2 separate regions of the Homo sapiens genome follow, and region 2 is linked to region 1. A link is a contact called in ENCODE POLR2A ChIA-PET data. All regions are on one chromosome and are shown on one strand. The core of a region is the stretch at or near the end of the contact, and the rest is flanking DNA. Distances in the headings are between cores, read along the strand shown.

What was found. ChIA-PET counts read pairs that join two places held with the same protein, here RNA polymerase II (POLR2A).
Region 2: POLR2A ChIA-PET joins it to region 1 with 12 read pairs in activated CD8-positive, alpha-beta memory T cell. The contact joins the promoter of ELOA here to the enhancer-like site in region 1. POLR2A ChIA-PET finds 5 or more read pairs at or near these places in 2 of 52 experiments (activated CD8-positive, alpha-beta memory T cell and naive thymus-derived CD4-positive, alpha-beta T cell).

The regions. Positions count from the first base shown.
Region 1 is chr1:23,392,440-23,396,933 of GRCh38, reverse strand. TCEA3 (transcription elongation factor A3) reads left to right here. Exons shown (of 11, transcript NM_003196.3): 8 at 2,901-3,055. Among named protein-coding and RNA genes, the nearest start is that of ZNF436, 25 kb to the right of the region's middle. Within about 2 kb of position 3,158, at least 23 of the 41 ENCODE cell types and tissues checked have a DNase peak (open chromatin) inside an H3K27ac peak, as active enhancers do.
Region 2 is chr1:23,741,266-23,745,199 of GRCh38, reverse strand. ELOA (elongin A) reads right to left here and starts at 1,729. Exons shown (of 11, transcript NM_003198.3): 1 at 1,622-1,729. The coding sequence starts at 1,696. RefSeq lists silencers at 1,068-1,547, 1,698-1,927.

The sequences.
Region 1 (4,494 bases), core at 1,909-4,408:
TTCTGGGTTCAAGCGATTCTCCTGCCTCAGCCTCTCAAGTAGCTGGAATTACAGGCATGCACCATCACACCTGGTTAATTTTGTACTTTTAGTAGGGATGGGGTTTCACGATGTTGGTCAGGCTGGTCTTGAACTCCTGACCTCAGGTGATGCACCACCCACCTTTGCATCCCAAAGTGCTGGGATTACAGGTGTGAGCCATCACACCCAGCGCCCTGCCCTCTGTTTTTTTACTCCCAAATATATATCAAGCACTGCAATGGCCAATTGACACTTCCTACCTCTGTTAGCTCTCACAGCATTCTCTGTGAGGCAGGGACTGTTCCCATTTTACAGATGAGGAGTCTGAGGCTCAGAACTGTCAAAGCGGGACTGGAGACTTTGTCTTTGGATTCCATGTATTGAATCCTTTCCATGTGCCCCCTGCTCCCCAACTTCTCACCTGAAAGGGGCCTTGTGTAGACAGGAGAGGTGGCCACCACTGGGATGTATTCATAGATCTGTTGCACCAAAAGGTGTTTGGCTTGGGAGAAAAAAAATCCCACCCCACTTGGCCCCCACTGAATGAAAACATGGAGCTTCTTTTACTAGAGACAAAGGTTTGCATGGTATTGGAGCGGGGAGACAGTCAGGGGACAGGAAGTCTAAGTGTCACACCGAGGTGTGAGCGACCCTTTTGAGGGCTCCTGGGTTCTACCTGCGGAGTTCAGCAGGGTCTGTTGAGGAGAGCCAGGGGCCAATCTGCAGACGACAAATTTGCGTTTCCATCTTCTTCCTGTGGCCTACCCTGATTCCCTCCAACTTATTTTCTGGTGGTTTCTCTCTACTCTCATTTAATGATTAATCAGCAATACCTCAACAAGTCTGGAGCCATTCAGCACCTCAAAAAGTACATTTTCATCATTTCCTGTTAATTCAAGAAGGCAGAACACAAGGTATGAGAACTATCACGAGTTTCATCTTCATTTTCTCCTGAACAGTCATCCCTCCAAGCAGGTCCTTTCCACCTTTAAGCCCAGTTTGAAACAACAGCAGATGGTCCAGTACAAAGTTCCACTCCCAGCCTTTCCTCCATCCACTGAAAGTTCCTTTTTTTTTTTTTTTTTGAGATGGAATCTTGCTCTGTTGCCCAGGCTGGAGTGCAGTGGCATGATCTCAGCTCACTGCAACCTCTGCCTTCTGGGTTCAAGTGATTCTGCTGCCTCAGCCTCCCAAGTAGCTGGGATTACAGGTGCCCGCCACCACACCTGGCTAATTTTGTTGTATTTTTTGTAGACATGGGGTTTCACCATGTTGGCCAGGCTGGTCTTGAACTCCTGACCTCAGGTGATCCTCCCTCCTCAGCCTCGTAAAATGCTGGGATTACAGGCGTGAGCCACCACCCCCAGCCTGAATGTCCCTCTTCTAAAGGAGAGGAAATCAAAGCTGCATCAAACACTTTAGCTCTTTGTTTTTAGCCAGCTGGAGGTCAGGGGGAGGGTACATTTGGGGGCTTGACTGCTCTATGTCCTAAAATAGATCTGTCCTCTTTGGAGTGGCCCTGTGCTAACAATGCAGCCAAAAGTTCCTCTGAGGGGCCGGTGCCCCCGGTCTGCTCTCTGCCTCGTCCCCTCTGTGGCCTTGGGACATGGAGACAGAGTCAGAAAGAGGCTGGTGAAAGTATCGCCAGCCCTGCTGGCTCCGCATATCAATACACCCCAGGAATCCCAAGTGGTACATTTTAAAACACATTTTTTGGCTTTCACATGCATTGTGGCATATTCTTTGCTTTTCACACTTTTATTGTACAAACAACATTAAAACAATAACAGAAAAAAGAAAGAATACCACCTCCCCTCCCACCACTTCTAGCAAGTCATCTGTTTTCATTTTTCCACATTCTCCGCAGTCTCTTTATTGTATATGGCTCTTCCCAGCAACAGCTTTGTCTTCCTGATCTTCTTTGGCTCAGGAGACCAAGAAAATGAGGCTGTGTTCCCCGAGCTCCTCCAGAGGGTGGAGGGAGTGGGAGGCTCGGAAGCCTGCCTAGGATGCAGTGTTTGGACAGAAACTCTGTGGTTGGTGGCCAGGGATGACTTCCTGCCGGGTGAGTGGAGAGAGTTACCGTCAGGAGGGGTCTGGCTTCCAGCCCTGTCTCTGCCGGGAATTTGCCTGGTGGCCTTGAGCAAGGTCCTACACCCTTTCTAAGCCCCAGCTTCCTCATCTGTTAATGGGAGAAGTAACTCTGACCAGCAATTCCCAGCGTGGGTTCCATGGGATGGTAACAGGTCTTGTAGGGGAAAGGACAGAGGGGAAGGGGACTCTATAATCAAATTTATTGGGAACACCAGATTAAACAAAGCTCAGTGGTTTCTTTTTTGCAATACTTCGTAGAGCCTTAAACATGTGGCTCTTAATCTTTTCCTCTGACAGCTGGACTCACAACCTCCAGGGGCCCTTCCAAACTAGAAGTTATCCGCATCCTTGTCATCATCTTAGCAGCCCATACATGTTGAGCATTTGATATATCCCAGACACCACACTAGTGCATCACGTGGCTTAGCTCACAGAATCCTTGTATTTTATAAATAAGGAAACTCAGGCGTGTAGAGGTTGTGTGACTCACCTGAGGTCACACAAGAGGCTCAGACAAACCCAGGGTCCTGGTGTCCCTGACACTATAGTGCTTGCTATGATCTGATCTTACCCCAGAAGCTATTTTCTTTCTCTGCTACTTGGCTGACCACAAATGCCCAAGAGACATCACCACTTGGAGAGTCAGAGGTCACAAAAGAGGGGCCCAACTCCTGTAGAAGTCCGAGGAGAGGAAGAAAGGGTTCTGGAGCTCTCAGGCGTCAGGGCCAGGCCTGCACCCTTCTGTGCCCCTCCATGAATGGCTGGCCGGCCCTTGACTGTGTCACATATCTACCAAGAGCTCAAGAGCACGGACATGAAGTACCGGAACCGCGTGCGCAGCCGCATAAGCAACCTCAAGGACCCCAGGAACCCCGGCCTGCGGCGGAACGTGCTCAGTGGGGCCATCTCCGCAGGGCTTATAGCCAAGATGACGGCAGAGGTGAGAGCAGGGCATCTGCATGGTGAGGCAGGAAGCCAGGTCCCCCTAGCCCTGCCTAGTGCAGAGGGTCAGTGGCTCGTGACTCATCAGCAGTGAGCCAGGGAGCTTTTCAAACCAGCCTCATCTCAGCCTCCCCCCTGGGCTCTGGACTAGCAGGATACTGAACACAGCTAATAGGTTCTAAGTGCTGTGCTAAGTGTGTTCAGCGAATTGGCCAAGTTTATGTTCACACCAACTGAGATAGAAAGGTGTATTATCCCCATTCTACAGATGAGGATCCTGAGGCTCAGAGGAGTAAACGAATTTGCCCATGCACACAGCTAGAAAGAGTCGGAGCCAGGAGGCAAGCTGTCTGGCCCCAGCGCTAGGTTGTGTGGCATGTGTGGGGGCTGTACGTGTGGAGTGCGTGTCTATGTGGTACGTATGATGTGTGAGGTGTGTAGAGGGTATATGTGGGGTGTGTGTGTGGTGTGTATATGTGGAGTGCATGTGTGGTATGTATGTGTGTGTATGTATGGAGCATGTGCGTATGGTATATATTAGGGATCCCTAACCCTCAGGCCACCAGCTGGTACCTGTTGGGAACCAGGCCACACAACAGGAGGTGAGCAGTGGGCAAGTGAGCGAAGCTTCATCTGTATTTACAGCCTCTCCCCATCACTCGCATTACTGCCTGAGCTCCGCCTCCTGTCAGATCAGTGACGGCATTAGATTCTCATAGGAGCACGAACCCTATTGTGAACTGTGCATTCGAGGAAACCAAGTTGCATGCTTCTCATGAGAATCTAATGCCTGATGATCTGTCACTGTCTCCCAGCACCCCAAGTGGGAACCATCTAGTTGCAGGAAAACAAGGGATCTCAGGGCTCCCACTAATTCTACATTATGGTGAGTTGGATAATTATTTCATTATATATATCACACTGTAATAATAATAGAAATAAAGTGCACAATAAATGTAATGTACTTGAATCATCCTGAAACCATCCCCCACCCTGTCCATGGAAAAACTGTCTTCCAGGAAACCAGTCCCTGGCGCCAAAAATGTTGGGGACCACTGGTATATATGATGTGTGGAGTGTGGGGGCTGTGTATGTGTGGAGTGGGTGTGTGTGTGGTGTGTATGATGTGTGAGGTGTGTTTGGTGTATAGTATATGTGTGTGGCATGTATGATATGTGGAGTGTGTGTGTGTGATGTGTGGAGTGTGTGTGGTGTGTATGATGTGTGGAGTGTGTGTGTATGATGTGTGGAGTGTGTGTGTGTGTGTATGATGTGTGGAGTGTGTGTGTATGATGTGTGGAGTGTGTGTGTCTGATGTGTGGAGTGTATGTGGCGTGTATGATGTGTGGAATATGTGTGTATGATGTATGGAGTGTGAGTGTGTGATGTGTGGAGTGTGTGGTGTGTATGATGTGTGGAGTGTGTGTGTATTGTGCA
Region 2 (3,934 bases), core at 480-2,979, 350 kb before region 1:
GTATGCCTGACCACTAGGTACGGTACTGAAGCTGCAACAGAAAACATGGCACAATGAAAGCATTTTAAGTTTTCCCAGATTTGTAACTAAAATGGCTTCCTGAGGAAGTGAATCTTCGAGCTAGGTATGAACGAAGAGCCTTAAAAAGTGGTCTGATGGTGAGAGGCTGTGTACGGCCTTTGGAATTGCAGAAACCCTACCTCCAACAGGCTAGAACAAGGTAAAGAGAAAGTGGCTCTTCAAGAAAAAAAACCCCAAAGAATGACGATTGGTTTTCTGAGCACTGACTTTCAGCCTGGTACCTTAGCCTTTCAGGTTAGTCCTAGGAAGCAGCAGGTGAGGAAGAGGCTCAGCAGAGCAGTTCCCCCACGGCCCTAGCCCTCCCTCCACGACTTCCTTTTCCACCAGGACTGAGTTCCAACTCCTAGAACTGCCCGCCCCGGCCAGAATGATGACGGAGAATGCCAAACACATAAGTGCTTTTTCATCGTTGTACTTCCACTTAAAAAATCCTGACAACTGAGTTCAAGACCAGCCTGGCCAAGATGGTGAAACCCTGTCTCTACTAAAAATACAAAAATTAGCCAGGCGTGGTGGCGGGCGCCTACAATACCAGCTACTCGGGAGGCTGAGGCAGACAATTGCCTGAACCCGGGAGACGGAGGTTGCAGTGAGCCGAGATCGCGCCACTGTACTCCAGCCTGGGCGACCAGAGCAAGACTCGCCTCAAAAAAAAAAAAGAAAAAAAAAAATCCTGACAACCACCAGACTGTCTCCTGGAGACCAGAGAAGTGAGTGACAGAAAGATGAAAAGGTACAAGAACGCGTTTAACTTAATATTCAGTTTGTACAATAAACAACAAAAACTAGTTAACTACAATTAAAAATGGTTGTCCATCACTCGAACAACGAGAAACGGTAGCTCTTACCTTCCTATTAATGGCCAAAAGGAAACCTAGCTGCGACTTCCAACCCCGGGCCCCCGCCTCTTTTTCAATTCCAACCTAAGTTTTCAGGAGTATGCTTAGGTGACGCGAGGCTTTATTCTGTTTTGAAAGGGATTCACTGAGAAAGCGAAAGGTCCACGCTCTGATATCCAGCCGGAGAGTAGTAACCGCGTCTCCGAGAGGCGCGGACCAGACCGCGAGTCCAGGCTCCGCAGCGTTCGGGCGCCCGTCTTCTCCTCCCAGCGAACACGCACCCGCTGGGGAGTCCGCGCCGCTCCGCGGGGAGCCGGGCACCAGCGCAGGCACCGGGAGGCCAACGAGGCGGCGGCCAGCGCCCTCCCGCCCCGGGCACGCTCTCCCGCAGGAAACAGCTGGCTCGGGACGCCACGGAGCGCCTCTGGGAGGAAGCGCTAGGCACGCGGTGTCCGCACCGGGCGCGCCCCCATCCCGGGCCCGTGAGGGAGGGGGAGCGGCCGGGGCCCCGCGTCCCGACGCCCGACGCACGGGGTCCCAACGCGCGGGCAGCGGTCAATGGCCGCGAACTTCACGACCCCAGCCCCGCGGGGCCTGGCTCAGGGTCCCAGCCCCCGAACCCCGCCACGCTCGGGCCGCGACCGTTACGGGGCCCTCACCGACCCAACGCCCATCCCGCTACGCGCCGCCCCCTCGCTTACCTTCTTAGGGTCCGGGTTCGCGGCCAGGCGCGCCTGCAGCTTCTCCACAACTTGGAGCGCCGACTCCGCCGCCATCGCTGTCACTGGCGCGGCCTCCTCGCCGGAACTGGGCTCGCGTCGCGTCCTCGGGCCGCAGCTCCGCCCTCCGTGCATCCCCGGCGGAGACGGAAGCGCGCCTGGCCCCTTCCGGGCCTCGGCTGGGGTGTGTGGGGGGCGGTGGGCTGCAGGCTCCGCCCCCAGGGCCCGCTCCCCAGCGCCCACCCGGCGGCCGCGCACTCCTCGCGCCCCTGGCCCAAGTGTGCGCGCTGGGGGCTGGGGGCTGCTCGGGCCGTACGCGCCTCCGCCGCCGGCACCCCCGCTCCCTGTGCTCGCGTGCTGAGCCCAAGCCTGGAAGACCTCTCCAGGGTCTACTTCAAGACGGAATGAGGCCACCGCGCCAGACCCTGGCCTTATAAATGCCAACGCTTTCTCCCGCCTGGGGCTTAGCCACACCCTAATCAACACCTTGTCAGGGGTCCCGGGCTGGTGCCCGTCCTAGGAGTCCGCAGGCACCCGCGGTAGCAGCCACCCTAGGCTGAGCACACGATGCGTCAGTAGTTAGACTATCTTTTCCAGCCTCAGTACAACCTGATGAAACGAGTTGTATGATCTTCATTTTACAGATGAGGAAACTGAGGTTCAGGGAGACCAAATTAACTTGCAGATGGCCGCAGGACAGGAAAGAACTGAAAATGGAACCTGAATCTAAGATGTCTAGGACCATTGTGAGCGCACATTTCTGAACAGGTCGAGGAATTGAGGCCCAGAGAAAGGGATTTTTCAAAATCCAAACAGCTTAGTTCCTTCCATGAGGCAATAATAGCCCATGTGTCTTGTTTTCCCCACAAACAGTGTCTGGCACATAGGCACTAAATAAATACTTATTGCATGAATGTATAGATAGATAGATGTTTCCTCTGATGACTTGCCAATGAGCCGTATGGCTTGATTAGAAGAGCCCAAGATATTATTCTTCAGGCCGTCTACTCTCATCCTAAAAGCACTAAGTTTTACCATTACTAATACTACTACTAAAAAGAGCAACTAAATAGTTGCAAACTCACTTAAAGTACCAGCACTGATTACATCTCATTTGATCACATCAAAGCAGAACCTAATCAGATCTTCAGCAGCAAATTGGCAATGCACCTAGCCTGATCTCTCCCTCAAAGCAGGAAAGCCCAGAGATTCTTCCAGATTCTAGCTCTGGAAGAAAGAAAAACATCTTAAACACAAGTTGTTTCTTCAAATGAGCATTCATTCACTCACTATGCTGAAAAGCCCTCTCTACCATGTCCCTACTCCTCCATTTGGCGCCCCTCCCCCAGTTCCCTAAGCAACTGACCACCTTTTCAGGGTGTAAATGGTCAGTTTATTTATCTGTCTTGCCACTGGGCTGTTTATTTATCAAGTACAGTAACCGACCTGTCCAACTTTGAATCTCTGCCACCTAGCATCATCTAGACCTTATAATCAGCATTGGATATAAAGTCCATACAAGACTAATGACCATCCACTTGGTACCCTAAGGCTCAACTGAGGGATGTTGTAGAAAAGGCATTGAACTGGGTGTGAGAAAACTTCGATTCTAGTCCCAGCAGTAGTGTCTCCCTCCTCTGCGTAGCAAATACTTTTACATTTTATATTCCTTCCATTTTGAAAATGTACCACTGGTGTAATGGAATACAGACTGATTCTTGAAGCAGAATTGCTGAGTAATTGGCCTGGCACATACTCGGGACACATGAAACATTCTGCAGATGTTATCCAGAGAGAGCTCAATAACCAAAATGAAAAGAAACAATGAGGTTGGGCACAGTGGCTCATGCCTGTAATCCCAGCACTTTGGGGGTCAAGACGGGAGGACTGCTTGAGCCCAGGAGTTTGAGACCAGCCTGGGTAACGTAGTAAGACCCAGCCTCTACAAAAAATACAAAAATTTTAAAATTAGCCAGGCATGGTGGTGCGTGCCTGTGGTCCCAGCTACTTGGGAGACTGAGTTAGGAGAACCATTTGAGCCCAGGAGATCAAGACTGCAGTGAGCCATGATCGCACCACTGCTCCAGCCTGGGCAACAGAAAAAACAAAACCAAAAAAAAACAGAAAGAAACAACGAATGCTTCTGGGGGATCCTGGAGTGGGTGTGCTGCTCCCAGACAGCCACCCCTATGTCAGACTGAGTCAGGCTTACCTGCAAAGTACTCTTACATTTGGATATATGACTTTTTTTTTTTTTTTTTTTTGAGACAGAGTCTCACTCTGTTACCCAGGCTG